Linked DNA regions of Homo sapiens: region 1 is linked to region 2. Evidence: read pairs that join two places in POLR2A ChIA-PET (ENCODE). Cell type or tissue: MCF 10A. All regions are shown on one strand.

Region 1 (2,500 bases), 460 kb before region 2:
TACAGGCAAGAAGGTAATGATTTCTGGTGTTCTTTCCTTTAAACCTCTACTTTGAGATCAGCAGCCCGGGACACAGATAAATAGGTCAGTTATTACTGACGTCACAGGGAACTCCTGGCTCAGATTAACCGCGCAGAGATGGACGCCTGTGAGTGTGTGCAAGGGGTGATGAAACATAAAGTACAGTCAGTTCATTTAACAACAAATTCCAGCAACAGATGATAGATAAAAATAGATCCTGAAGGATCTATGTAGATCTAAATAGATGATCCATGAGCCACATAATTAGGGAATAAAAGGACTCCAGTCTTTACCAGCGAATGTAAAATTGGGTAGGCAGACTCAGACCCTTACTTATCAGTGGATTCCAGCCCTAATTCCAGGAGGCCTCACCTCACCTTGGGGGCTTCTCTTTTCCTTAACCTAACTGGTTAAGCCAGGAAAGCTGTGAAATACCTTAGTTACTTGGTGAAGAGCCATTATTACCAGATTATTATCACATTCTCAAAAAGCTTTGCTGTGAGCTGGGCAGGTGCGGCGGCTCACACTTGTAATCCCAGCACTTTGGGAAGCCAAAGTGGGCTTGGGGCCAGGAGTTCAAGACTCAGCCCAGCCAACATGTGGAAACCGCATCTCTACTAAAAATACAGAAAATTAGCCGGGCATCGTGGTTCATGCCTTGTAGTCCCAGCTACTTGGGAGGCTGAAGCACGAGAATCGCTTGAACCTGGGAGATGGAGGCTGCAGTGAGGTGAGATGAGGCCACTGCACCCCAGCCTGGGAGACAGAGCGAGACTCTGTCTCAAAACAAAGAAAAAAAAAACTTTGCTGTGTTTCACATTTTAAAAATTTTATTTTCCATAGTCTCCGGTTCCCAGACATTTCCTGAGACTCCTGTTCATTCAAGAGAGGTGGAGAAAGCCATAAATGAGAACAAACCCGTCCTTCTCACTAAGGGGAATTTCCTGGCAAAACGGAGCCTGGCACGTCAGTGTCTGGGGTTAGTTACTATCACCGCTGCTCTGGGACTGAGTCACAGCTTCCTCCAAGGCTTAGGGTGCCCCAGACACAAACTAGTTTTCTAAAACTTCTCAAGGCATTCCGTTCCTCCTTCGTTCCAGCCCCTCATGTTATTAACTCACCTAATTCATCACATGGGCATTGTGTACAAAGGCACTCTGCTACTCACTGAGGATACACATTGTTCTTAACCTCAGGGGACATTCCTCAAGGAATTAACCAAATCAGGAGATCCTTACCTGCAGGGGTCAGACAGGGAGCTGAGGACAGCCCCCGGAGGACAAGGTCCTGAAGGCCTGGTTTGTAGCTTCTGTGCTGTGCTTATCATTGGGCCTGGCACATTGATCTCTCCATAAACTCGTGTAACTTAAATGAATGATTGAGTCAGAGCACAGGGCAGAGAGCTGTTTTGGAGGCCACTTATCTTCATGTCATAGTTACCCAGACATAAGACCAGAGGCGTTCCCTTTGGTCTCATATATACATATATGTATTGTATTTTTCCCTAAAATTATTCCTTTGTATTATTTTTGCAATTATAAATGTATATTTGCAATCTGAAATGCTGAGTTTCTTTTTTACATCAGGAGCAAATATCCAAATTTTCTTTTGTTTGTTTGTTTCTTTCTTTTTTTTTTTTTTTCCTGAGACAGGGTCTCACTCTGTCATCCAGGCTGAGGTGCAGTGGTGCGATCATGGCTCACTGTAGCCTTGAACTCTCCAGGCTCAGGCGAGCCTCCTACCTCAGCCTACCAAGTAGCTGGGACCACAGACACACACCACCATGTGCGACTAACTTTATTTATTTTATTTATTTATTTTTGAGATGGAGTCTTGCTCTGTTGCCCAGGCTGGAGTGCAGTGGTGAGATCTCGGTTCACTACAACCTCTACCCTCCTGGGTTCAAGCGATTCTCCTGCCTCAGCCTCCTGAGTAGCTGGGACTATAGGTGCACCCCACCATGCCTGGCTAATTTTTTGTATTTGTAGTAGAGACAGGGATTCACTATGTTGGCCAGGCTGGTCTCGAACTTCTGACTGCGTGATCCACCCACCACAGCCTCCCAAAGTGCTGGGATTACAGGTGTGAGCCACCACACCCGGCCAACTAGCTTTATTTTATTTTATGTTTTTTTGTAGAGATAGTGTTTCGCTGTGTTGCCCAGGCTGGAACTCCTGGGCTCAAGTGATTCTCCCACTTTGGCCTCCCAAAGCCGCCCAAAGTCCTGGGATTATAGGTGTGAGCCACTGTGCCCAGAAAAAAATTTCCTTTTTACTTCTGTACCCAGAGCTGACCTTACTTAAGCTGTGGAAGATAAAAAAAAAATCACTACAGTATTAGTGGCCTCAATTGAAGCAGTTATTTCGAACTAACTGAAATCGGAAAAACAATTTCTTTTTACTTCTGTACCCAGAGATGACCTTACTGAAGCTGTGGAAGGTTAAAAACATCACTACAGTATTAGTGGTCTCAACTGAAG
Region 2 (2,500 bases):
CTCTAGATAACCTTGTAACTGCTGCTTAGACTACGAGGTAGTAATCTGACAAATTTCTAAATTACATATGACTTTTAAATTGTTTTTAAAAAATTATTGTATAGTTGGTAAGCTCCTATTTGGAAACAAGGGAATAATGAATTCTTAAAAGAGCAAGATTCTAGAGATTTTCTGTGAGAATCAGAGGATAAAACACTTTTATTAGAGTCAATGAAGCCATGTGCCCCTAAATATTTTATTTTCAAATTTAAAGTGTATGATTGATTGTCCAAGCTGATAATCAGCACCAACCCTCTCTTGTTTTCCTCGTGTATAATTTATATCCTATTATTTTGAAGAAAGACCCAAGGCAACTGTGCTATCCACATGTGTACATTGAGCCGCAGTCTTCCAGCTGTGCAGTTTCCGGAGCATTAAAAGAGTTATTCTCTCTTAAAACACAGGCTCACATGCCTGAAGTCCCACTCTTAGAAAATGATTTGATTTCTCCTTTCATCCAGGATCCTCTGATAAAGTGCCACTAATGACTCCTGGAGACAGCAGAGCAATGGGGCCCAGGCCAACTGCGTCTTCAGAGTCTGCACTTGTGACAGAAGGGGGCATCTATGTGGAAACCTCAGCATCTTCTCAGTGCATCTATTCCACAGCTGATCTGGGCCAGCTTGAGATTCCCTCTCTCACAGCACCCTCCACCCACCTCACGGAGGAGGCAAAACTATCTCTCAACTTTCAGTGTGAGAGTCTGAAAATGGGGAAGCTTTAAGAAAGACAGGTTTTTTTTTTGTCTGTTTGTTTGTCTGTTTTGTTTTTTCCTTAAAGCCCAAGGCTACCATGTTTATTTCTGGCTTTGGGTTTCTTTCTTGAAAAAAACCCTTTGATAGAAAGCACACCTTGAGTGACCTGCGCACCTCTCCTTTGACACAGATCCATTTTGTTTGGGGAAGTTGCATGGGAGGCAGAGTTGAAGCTGCTGCAGAGGTTTGTATTTCAACAGATCATTCCAGCTATCCACGCTCAGCGCCAGGGAATATGGAGACTATAACATAGTATGTGGCTGACGCAAGTTGCCTACATAACTCAGACGAGAGCTCCACACCCTGGGGCTGTGCCTCGCCACTTCTGTGGAAAACATTCTTCAGAGCTCTTTGGAACAGGATGACTCACATCAGGGGGTATTTTTAGGAATCTGTGAACTTGCATTTAGCTTAGAGATGCAAGATCCATCCAGAGGAGCTCTGAGCCATTACACACGGGCTGTTTTGAATGTTGTAATTCAACCACGGTTTCTTGGTCTACGATTGAATCATCCTCCAGTTAAGCATCAGAAGAAAACAGAAAAAGACTGTTGCTACAGCAGGGCATTTGATAACATGCTAAGGAAATCAGTGCCGGCAGCGGCCCCATGTATATTTTTACAGAAGAGCACCTGCTTGTTCCCAGCTCATCTTGCAATACTTGCTTAAATTTTGCAAATTCACTCCTAGAAATTTGTTGGATTGCATTAAAATATCAACACTGAAATTAGAGGCAGGTGTAGTCAAATGCATTAAAATGCCACTCTAAGCAAGGTCAGCTATACATAGTGCTCATTTATTTGCAGCTTACCTTTCAAACCACTGGAGAGAGGGGCAAATTGGAACAGCAGGTGCGGCCTGTGGAAGCTTTAAGCAGCATGAGACAGTTTCCCCCTGGAAGGTTGGGACCTCCCAGATACGTGTGTGTATATTTGTGTGTGTTATGTATGCATGTGTGTTGTATGTGTTTAAGTGTGTGTGGTTTTTTAATTTTTGTTTGTATGTATGTGCATTTGTTGTGTGTGTGTGTTTGTATGTGTGTAGTTTAGTTACTAAATAATCAGTTCCAGGTAAGAACAAATCAGTCCATCCATCAACCAATGAACAGATGAGTTGTAGGCAGACCTTTCAATGCTGAGAAATAGAATCTTTGTTTCAGTGTCAGGATAAGGAAATTCTGCTGTCAAATGTCCAGAGAATAAGGGTTAGCATTATTTGGGCTTGGAGGCAAGAATTTCTCATCTTCCAGTAATGATCAAAACCTGAACAAATCTAATAATATGTAAATGTCCAAAAAAAGAAAGAAAGGAAGAAGGAAGGGAGGAAGGAAGAAAGAAAGGAAGGAAGGAAGGAAGGCAGTGAGGGAGGGAGGGGCAAAAATGGTGAAGTTTATGAATTAAAGGAAAAAGGAAAGATTTTAGTCAACTTAAATATCGTATTTCTTTCACAGCTGAAGTTTTCTTCGTACATGTTTACGTTTTTTTTTTTCTTCCCTGCCTGATATTTTGATTATTTTTGCTGCTGGTTTGCCAGTATGTAAAATTTTCTCACTGACTGTCCCTTGCCAGAACATGGAAGTCTGTGTTGATTGTTACACTACCTGGGTTGACCAGGGTTTAACGTAAATTCATGAACTTAACAGTGGATTCTTCTCCAAGTGGAGCTGTGATGACTAAGAGCACTCCCAGTTGACTTCCATTTCACAA

Evidence for each region. ChIA-PET counts read pairs that join two places held together with the same protein. Peaks named below come from ENCODE experiments on the same cell type or tissue, not always from the same donor. Only the 100,000 strongest peaks of a DNase experiment are listed, where the experiment ranks them.
Region 1: POLR2A ChIA-PET joins it to region 2 with 16 read pairs; 3 of 35 experiments call an interaction of 5 or more read pairs at or near these places.

Annotation. Positions count from the first base shown.
Region 1 is chr10:3,887,032-3,889,531 of GRCh38, forward strand. No RefSeq gene overlaps it. Among named protein-coding and RNA genes, the nearest start is that of LINC02660, 24 kb to the right of the region's middle. In MCF 10A, no CTCF peak of the experiment used is centred here; a DNase peak (open chromatin) is centred at 1,000.
Region 2 is chr10:4,343,552-4,346,051 of GRCh38, forward strand. No RefSeq gene overlaps it. Among named protein-coding and RNA genes, the nearest start is that of LINC00703, 39 kb to the right of the region's middle. RefSeq lists an enhancer at 528-1,727. In MCF 10A, no CTCF peak of the experiment used is centred here; a DNase peak (open chromatin) is centred at 1,200.